Regions from separate parts of the Homo sapiens genome. Here region 1 is linked to region 2. The links are chromatin contacts, found by Hi-C or POLR2A ChIA-PET in ENCODE. All regions are on one chromosome and are shown on one strand. The core of a region is the stretch at or near the end of the contact, and the rest is flanking DNA. Distances in the headings are between cores, read along the strand shown.

Region 1 (5,174 bases), core at 2,383-4,882, 270 kb after region 2:
ATGAGTGGTGGCCTCGTGAATGGGAGCTCTGTCACTGTAAGCTGCAAGGTTCCTAGCGTGTACCCCCTTGACCGGCTGGAGATTGAATTACTTAAGGGGGAGACTATTCTGGAGAATATAGAGTTTTTGGAGGATACGGATATGAAATCTCTAGAGAACAAAAGTTTGGAAATGACCTTCATCCCTACCATTGAAGATACTGGAAAAGCTCTTGTTTGTCAGGCTAAGTTACATATTGATGACATGGAATTCGAACCCAAACAAAGGCAGAGTACGCAAACACTTTATGTCAATGGTAAGTACATATGTGAGGTATCTACAGTTTAATACCTGTCTCTTTATCGTGTTTGCCAGGCAATAGTTAACATAAGGTTAATCGTTAAAACCTCTGTGGAGAAAAAACGTTACTGAAAAGAAATTTCAAAATAATGATGATTGTAACAAATCACCCTCCCTAAACTTAAAATAGTAACTATTTACTGGCTTATGATGCTTTGAGTAGGCAATTTAGGAAGGGACCAGCTAGGCAGTTATTCTGTTCAATATGGTATTAGCTGAGCTCACTCGTGCATTTTCAGTAAGGTTAGCAGGGCTGGCTGGTCTCAGATGACTTCACCCACATGTCTGGAGCCATATCTTGGATGACTTGGCCTCTCTTTCTTTATGTGGTGTCACCCTGAGGAACAGTAGCCTAGATTTACTCTCCAGAGCTCAGTGTTTCAAGAAGGTGTAAATGAAAGCAGCCTCTTCAAGGCCTGGGTTTGGAAGTCCTACAGTGTTACTTCTTCTTCCACATTCAATTGGTCAAAGTGAGTCATGAGGCCAGCCTAGAGATTCAAGGGGTGGAAAAATAGACCACATCTTTTCACAGAAGGAGATTCAAATAATTCACAGTCATGTTGACTCTACCATAAATGGCAGTACACACTATCATTGACCCTCGTCATTCTTTGGTTGCAAGGAAGTGTATACTGAACTTACTTCCATTAGAAAACACCATGACGTGTCCATGTTCTACTCTATCATTTGGTATCAGCTAAAGTAAATGAGGACCAAAACCTCTTGTGGTGAATTATCAAGGTTTACAAACTCTTTGAGTCTGCTGAATCCATAGCCCAGTTTTGCAACATTATTAAAACTCTTTGGAACTCAGGGCATAATAGGTCAAGCTAACAAGCGTCTCTGCCTTTTCAGTTGCCCCCAGAGATACAACCGTCTTGGTCAGCCCTTCCTCCATCCTGGAGGAAGGCAGTTCTGTGAATATGACATGCTTGAGCCAGGGCTTTCCTGCTCCGAAAATCCTGTGGAGCAGGCAGCTCCCTAACGGGGAGCTACAGCCTCTTTCTGAGAATGCAACTCTCACCTTAATTTCTACAAAAATGGAAGATTCTGGGGTTTATTTATGTGAAGGAATTAACCAGGCTGGAAGAAGCAGAAAGGAAGTGGAATTAATTATCCAAGGTGAGCAGAGTGTGAGTAATGAGTTATCCTTGCTAGTAATGTTTTTGGTTATGTTACTGATTATGAGTAAAGTCTTTGAAAACAAAATTTTTACTACAAAAGTGTGATGAGGGTTTTGAAGAGTTTATGATGTTTCCAATGTATGGAGAAATCTCCTGAAATTGTCTTTTCTCATGAATTGTTACAAGTTTCTTATCCTGAGATTCTTTTAAACTCAAGTGAAATGCAAGCCTTCAGGACCTGTGTCAGAAGTTCCAGTTACACTTATGAGGCAATGGTTATGGTATTGAAATAAGAATAGGAAGAGGAATATCTGCATTTGGGATTATGTAGGATTAAAGCTACCATATCTGGCTGAATTGAACTCTGAGTGGCAATCTCACAAGATGGCCAGTAGTATTTGCTTAGAAGCCTAAGCTGGCACTTAAGTCTTTTGCAAATTCTGAGATTATGAGTAGCCATGACTCCGTCCTTTGGTTCATCAGCCTGAGAGCATGGAAGCACTAAAGTAGATTAAGTCAACAGATCTAGGCCCCTTCTCTTTAGGATGGAGACCCAAGATTGAGAACAAGACAATTATTAGTTCGCAGGTTGAAGCCATACGGAGTTATGAGCAAAATCATCAGGTGATCAATGTGGATTTCCTCTATCCCATCCCTTTTGGGTATCAGGGTTCTTTTCTTTGCCAGGGTTGTCATTTTGTCTATTACCCCTTGGCATTATTCCCACTAAGATATTAGTGACTTTCTTGTTATCTCAACTCAATAAGATTTGTATTTTAGAAGAAGAATATTGGAAAGACAATACACATCCTTAAAAAACAGACAAACAAACAAAAAAACCTTTTGGATGGTTGTCATGACCTTGGATGGGGAAAGAATTTCAAATCAACTTACAAAATAGAAGACCTTAATAGGGATTAAAAATTGGTGATATGGTACCTGCCTCCAGTGGTTGTTGCATTAATAGAGATGTTATATGTCAAGTACTTAGCTCAGTGCTTGGAACTTAATAAATGGCAGTAGTATTGTTAAGGATAGTGAAAAAGCCACATCTGTACAGCTTAACTTCTTGATTGAAGAATCCAACTCAAAACTCAGAAACCTGTAAAGGCCTTTGTACTTCAAGGAAATTTTTTCAAAACAGTATTACAAAAAATTAAGTTTCTATTTCACATCTGAATTCTATAGCTCTTTATCAAACACTGTATTTGTCAATTTTCACACTGCTATAAAGATACTACTTGAGATTGGTAATTTATAAAAGAGGTTTAATACAGTTCCACATGGCTGGGAAGACCTCACAAAATGTGCAATCATGGCAGAGGAGAAAGGGAAGCAAGGCACACCTTAACATGGCGGCAGGCAAGAGAGAGTGAGGAAGTGCCACACTTTAAAACCAAAAGTTCTCGTAAAAACTCATTAACTATCATGAGAACAGCATGGGGGAAACAGCCCCCATGATCCAGTCACCTCTCACCAGGTTCCTCCCTCAAAACGTGAGGATTACAATTCAAGTTGAGACCTGGATGGGGACACAGAGCCAAACCATATCAAACACCTATTCTTTGTGCTAGGCTGGGTAAATAATTATATTAAGGAACATGAAAGAAGCATAAGCCATGTACTCTCTTAGTTAAAACATGATCATTTCCAACAATCCAGCAATGCTTGACTTCTTTACTTGCCCTTCTTAACATTTAATGCAAACGCTAAGCACAAATAGCTCCAGGGAAGCTATTGTTGATGTCGCTAAATTAATATGGAGTTGGTTTATATTTCACTCAATCAGGGATGTCTTTTAAATTCTCTTTACAGTTACTCCAAAAGACATAAAACTTACAGCTTTTCCTTCTGAGAGTGTCAAAGAAGGAGACACTGTCATCATCTCTTGTACATGTGGAAATGTTCCAGAAACATGGATAATCCTGAAGAAAAAAGCGGAGACAGGAGACACAGTACTAAAATCTATAGATGGCGCCTATACCATCCGAAAGGCCCAGTTGAAGGATGCGGGAGTATATGAATGTGAATCTAAAAACAAAGTTGGCTCACAATTAAGAAGTTTAACACTTGATGTTCAAGGTGAGTTTGTTTTGAGTTTTTGTTTTCTTGGTAATAGTTCAGAGGTTCCAAGGATTACTAAGAGTTTCCAATATTTGATGAATGAGTTGGCAAAATGGAGCTGTGGTTTATTTCTTAAGGATTCTTGGAAAAATCAAGCACAGCTGCTTTATCCTATAAAGTTTAGCCAGGAAGTTGACATTAATCATTCGTGACTGAGGAATTCCTGCTTGCTTTTTTCAGTTTACAATTTATCATTTGTCTCTGAGGTCTTGCAGTTGCTAAATGTTTAACCATATTTTCAAACCTTTTCCCGGGAGGTTATAAGGAAACTAAAGAAGTAGGATTGGCACATTGAAAAAGAAGGGTTCTATCCAGACCCTCTTCCTTTCTACCAGAAGGAAACACTATTTTCTGAACATGGAGTAACTGCAATTTTCTGGATTGACTCTTTTCAGGATAATAATTGGGAATAGTAAACTTGATCCTGAACAACATAAAAAAATCTCTCGACTATCGAAAAGCCTCATTAAAATTCCAACCCACTTGCCATCCTACTCTATTCTGGTGGACAGAGAAAGAGAGGAGCAGTATCCTCATTGGAGAAACTTCAGGGGCCCCTTAATCTCCTAAGCCCTCTTGTGAATGCACAGTAGGTAGGATCTGCTGATCTTATTGGTGTAAACAAAATACATCAGCCTTGGCTGATCAGTATCACACCCCTTGCACACCAATTAGCTGCTATTGTGTAATGGAGGCCATACTTGGCGGTGGAGTGCAAACAGGACTGCAAACAAATGCCAAGTCTTAAGAGGTCTGGCACTTGGCTATTGGAGTGAGCAATCACTTGTCAATGCAGAGAAAATTTGAATCTACATCAGAAACAGGTAAAATTTTTGTTCGTCTACCCAAATTTCTCAAAATGGCAAGCCTTACCGTATGTATGTTTTCCATCTTCACAGTACCTCCTCAAAACATGAGAATAGCTGTATAGCTATACATCCATCTAGAAATGTTAAAGAAGGGGAAAACATCACGATTATATATGAAACTTCTAGTCATCCACCTGCAGTGATTATCCTGAAAAGAATTGATCTAGCCAATGAAGTTACTATGTGTTCAAAGAAGGGAACATTTACTTTGTATCATGTCACTCAAAATGATTCAGGGGTATATGTAATCAGTGCTTCCAATGAGGTTGGGGATGATTCTGGACAGATTGCAATCTCAGTTATGAGTAGGTTGAATTTACTCATCCCTATTTTCTTTAATCCTTAATGCCTCTGGGCCACCTTTAATTAAGCCTAGCCCTGGGAAATTGGTCCCCTAACATTTCTGTAATTCTTTTGTTAATTAATTGTGACCTTTTAAAGACACATCAAACCTGCTTCTCTACTTTTTGACTCTGTCTCACACACATTGCTTTATTTTCTAATTGCTTTATCAAATTAGCCACTTACACAGTTGCTACTTTTTACTCATTATTTAAATGAACAATCAAAGAATATTAAGCGCTCAGCTAGAAACTCATGCCCCCAAACTGAATATAGTTTAAACTAGCTAAATTTTAATGAAGACCAAAAAATGGATATTTTTCTGGGTATTTTGAACTAGATTTCTTTTGCATTTGGCTGGATTTTTTATTTGTTT
Region 2 (4,409 bases), core at 1-2,500:
CCCCTGAAGCCTACTTTCCTTATTTCAAAAAGCATAATGTGACTGCAGTTGTGAGGCTAAACAAAAAGATTTATGAGGCAAAGCGCTTCACAGACGCTGGCTTCGAGCACTATGACCTCTTCTTCATAGATGGCAGCACACCCAGTGACAACATCGTGCGAAGGTTCCTGAACATCTGTGAGAACACCGAAGGGGCCATCGCCGTTCACTGCAAAGGTGTGTGCAAGGCCTCGGTGGTGGTGGCTGTGCTTATCGAAGGGGCGGGCCAAGGAAGAGCAAATAACATAAAACAAAACCTGTTTAGTGTCTTAGAAAAACAATGAGGTTTTAAATTTCAGACAACTGGGACACAAACTCATTTTAATAACCCCTTCTTAAAGAAACGATTGCTTGGGTGTGGACAATTGGTGGTGGTGTGGCTTTCTTGATATGCCAGTTTTTCAGACCTTACCTTTCCAGGCCCACGTGCCACAATGAGGGGAAACACAGTAGCAGTGTCTTTAGGCTGCAGGAACACCTTTAAACAGGTAAAATTCTCAAGAGACAAGGGTTGTTAGTTTTCCTCTCTCCTTTGTTTTTTTTCAGAATTGCCCATCTCTTCTCCATCCTCTTGCACTGTCGTGGTTCTGTTTTATGACCCAGTTATCTGGACCCCCATTCCAGTCTCTGCTTTTCCCTCCCCTCCTAGTCTTTGGCTTCATGGAGCAGAGCGTCTTCCATGCCTGTTGCTAGGGGCAATCCGCTAGCTTACAATGCTGCTGATGTGATGCTGCCTCATGGAATAAACTTAAAGAGTTTGTTTTGCAAAAATCTCTGATCTCTGGGGGTGGATACTTTGGGGCAGGAATTGTTCAGACTATAGAAGGTTTAGGATTGCCAGATTTAGCAAATAAAAATACAGGCTGCCTAATTAAATTTGAAAGTTAGATAAACAATGAATACTTTTAAAACAAAAAGTATAAATATGTCCCAAATATTGCAGGGAACATGCATTCTGTATTTTATCTGGCAACCCCATGTCAGCTACTCAGAAAATATGACATGCCATTTGCTCTAAGCTTGTTTGACTTCGAGGAGGCTTAAAATCCACTCCATTCCAGATCTTTCGGTATGGATAATACTGGAAATATTCCAGATATTTTACTGGGTCTTTGATTTCAGCGAGGAGAAATCACTAGGGCCGCCCTGGGCTGGAGCCTCGAGTTCCTCATGTGCAGCTCCTCCTAGTGTCGCTGGGTGGTGCTGTGCTTATGGTTTTGGGTCTAGACCCGGTTTCCCTCTCATTTTATGCTAATCATCTAGTAGGTGTTGGGGAGGGTGCTGTTCTTTTCATGTGCCTAGTGCTGCTGTAACTGACTTATTCAGACGAGTATGGCTTTGGTTCTGACAGAAATTAAAATGCCGTTTTGTAGGCCCTTGTTTCTATGTTTAAGATTTGAGTAGGTGGAGGTACTTTGTGAACATGTGAGCAAAAATGGGAAGCTGCGGTTTCCCAGAGACCCAGAGAGATGGAAATGAGCAGCACGTGGCCTGGGTTTGGAGCAGGGCTCCCCATGCCAGGCTCCCTCCTCCTGGGTGGGCAGAGCTCTCCCTCCCCACCCTCCCCATTAGCTAGCAGGATGGGCCCTGGCTTTGTGGGATATCTTGTCTCTGGCGTGGAGTCTGTTAGGAAGGTGTCACTTGCTGGCTCATTTGTGGGTGCTGCTTTCAGGCCACAGTGGGGTGCCAGTGTGTTGGCTTGTCCCCATGTGATTCATTTGCACCCTGTTTGCTTTTCCATTGCATTTTGTTCAGTATTGCCCAGGTCCAAGAAAAAGCCCACATGTCACGTATTTTAAACAGCAATAGAACTTGAGAGCTAATGGGAACGTTTATATCAACGTTTAGCAGGAGATAATCCTATCTTCTCTTTCAAACTTTAGTTTTGTGCCATAAAAATTGTATTTTTTCCTGAGATTAATTTGGCCTTATTTCTTAGTTCAAGTAGTTTTATTATTACTACGTCGTAGAGTTTATCTGTGGATTAGCCATCCGTATCTTGGATTGACACATTCAAAGGAGAAGAACTGCAAAGCTTTCATTAAAACTCAGTGTGTTTCTTGATAGTATTTCTCACCTGAGAGACCTTGTGCAAAGAAAACTCTCTGGTGTTAAACATTCTTATTACAGATATTTTCTCTATATCCTTGACCTGTGAATGTTTACCTTTTAAAAAATATATGTATTTATTTTATATTGCAAATTTCTTTTCTTTTCTTTTCTTTTTTTTTTTTTTTGAGACAAAGAGTCTCGCTCTGTCACCCAGGCTGGAGTGCAATGGTGCGATCTCAGCTCACTGCAGCCTCTGCCTCCCAGGTTCAATCAATTCTCCTGCCTCAGCCTCCCAAGTATCTGGAATTACAGGTGCCCACCACCACTCCTGGCTAATTTTTTATATTTTTAGTAGAGATGGGGTTCTGCTGGCCAGAACTGGTCTTGAACTCCTAACCTCAGGAGAATGTTGGCCAGGCTGGTCTTGAACTCCTGACCTCAGGTCATCCACCTGCCTCAGCCTCCCAAAGTGCGGGGATTACAGGTGTGAGCCACCGTACCCAGTCTGTATTGTAGATGTTTTTATTTTAAATCAGAACCTTTAACATTGAAGTCAGTTCTTGTATAGGATAGTCACATTTACATGTGGTAATATCTTTTTGAGATTGTTATTTCATTTTCTTCCACTTGCACACACACGTAGGATTCTTTTATAAGGATTACACCTTTGGTTTAATTACAGCTGTATTGCTTTTCACAGCATACTTATCTACTATAGGCTTATTAATTATTTTGACATCTGCCCTAATTAAGTCAGCTTAGTTTTCTGGGAATTCAAGCAGCACTCAGTCTTTTAATTGAACTAAAAGAAGGAAGGAGAAAGAATCTTATCCTATGTCAAATGAACTTTGGTGGCTACTGAAAAGGGAATGAATATGTCATGCCTCAACGTAAAGTATTTTATACAGAGATAAACTAGAAACCAATTTGCTGGGGATTACATTTCAATATCTGCATTTCACTTTGTGGTTGATAAAAGAGATGGCTATGAATTCTTGAAATTCTCTACCACAAATAATAATCTAAAATACAGCAACGTTGTGATAGTCCAGTATGTGATTATCGATGTTCTATAGGGCTTTCAGAAAATGCCTGGAACTATAAAGCAATTGGTGTTTGACTTGGTATAAATAGAACACTTTTCAACATCTTGTCATGCTGTGCCAGGGAGCCCTTTAATTACAAATGCTTAAAAAATTTTGTTAAAGTTTTTATAGAAACTTAGTGAAATGTTCCTATTCAGTTCAGTTGTGGTAAGAGCTCCTAACTATTGAGTGCTAAGTGCGTTCTTTTTATAGATCAAAATTATAGACTCTTTTTTAAAAGGGGGAAGCTGCTTTAGTTTCAGAGAAATTGGAAAATTTCCTGCACCTCCTTTTTGGTTGTGAGTGTGAACAGGAGCCTAAGTGAGGGAGCCATCCAGGTCTTTGCACAGTGGGGAGCAGTGAGAGAGAGTGTTGTCTCCATAAGGAAGGCCCTTTTCTCTCCAGATAGACACCCAAATTGGTGACTTGAAGGAAGAACTCTGGAAACTCACTGGGCTCTGGCTTCTGCTCCAGGATGTCACCTGTGTTTTATCTATACGGTTGCCTATAGTCTTGCCAGGCATCTAGGGAATTAACAACGATAGGCACTGGGTGAAATAGAAGGCAAATTACGCAGAAATCTTAATCATAAAGGGAGAGCCCCACTGAGACCAAAATTAAACCTCACTCTTCGAAAGAACATTGATGTTTGATCTGGGGCAAGGGTTCCTTCAGATTAAAACAGAACACACACACACACCTCATCTAATGAAACAGAGTATGAATACTTCTTAAAAAGGAAGGGTTAGCCGGGAGTGGTGGCCCACGCCTGTAATCCTAGCACTTTGGGAGGCCGAGGAGGGCAGATCACCTGAGGTCAGGACTTCGAGACCAGACTGACCAACATGGAGAAACCCTGTCTCTACTAAAAATACAAAATTAGCCGGGCATGGTGGTGCATGCCTGTAATCCCAGCTACTCGGGAGGCTAAGGCAGGAGAATCGCTTGAACCTGGGAGGTGGAGGTTGTGGTGAGCCGAGATCGCACTATTGCATTCCAGCCTGGGCAACAGCAGCAAAACTCGGTCTCCAAAAAAAAAAAAAAAAAAAGAAGGGTTAATGGGAAGGAAATGTCAGGCATCTGTAGACACAAAATTGTTGTTTTAGTGGGATGAAAAACTTTTTTTTTTTGTATAAAGCACAGATTTACATAAACAGATATGCAGTCTATCTGTGACAGTGAAATTTCATGGGGACTGATTAGGAATAAAATATCTAAAGAGGCTCCTGGAAG

The links. Hi-C counts contacts between places; a loop is a spot of excess contacts on that map. ChIA-PET counts read pairs that join two places held with the same protein, here RNA polymerase II (POLR2A). Pooled maps may share reads with other maps.
Region 1: a loop to region 2 is called in a map of heart right ventricle, with 2.7 times the contacts of the local background. The contact joins two enhancer-like sites. A Hi-C loop is called at or near these places in 3 of 168 maps with a recorded cell type or tissue (GM12878, IMR-90 and heart right ventricle), 1 of 37 single-sample maps with no recorded cell type and 5 of 50 pooled maps. POLR2A ChIA-PET finds 5 or more read pairs at or near these places in 2 of 52 experiments (AG04450 and naive thymus-derived CD4-positive, alpha-beta T cell).

What each region holds. Positions count from the first base shown.
Region 1 is chr1:100,731,224-100,736,397 of GRCh38, forward strand. It overlaps VCAM1 (vascular cell adhesion molecule 1), which reads left to right. Exons shown (of 9, transcript NM_001078.4): 6 at 1-295; 7 at 1,195-1,461; 8 at 3,279-3,545. Among named protein-coding and RNA genes, the nearest start is that of VCAM1, 14 kb to the left of the region's middle. Within about 2 kb of position 3,633, at least 2 of the 41 ENCODE cell types and tissues checked have a DNase peak (open chromatin) inside an H3K27ac peak, as active enhancers do.
Region 2 is chr1:100,462,666-100,467,074 of GRCh38, forward strand. CDC14A (cell division cycle 14A) reads left to right here. Exons shown (of 16, transcript NM_003672.4): 9 at 1-216. Among named protein-coding and RNA genes, the nearest start is that of GPR88, 73 kb to the right of the region's middle. RefSeq lists enhancers at 1-104, 1,383-1,472. Within about 2 kb of position 1,251, at least 6 of the 41 ENCODE cell types and tissues checked have a DNase peak (open chromatin) inside an H3K27ac peak, as active enhancers do.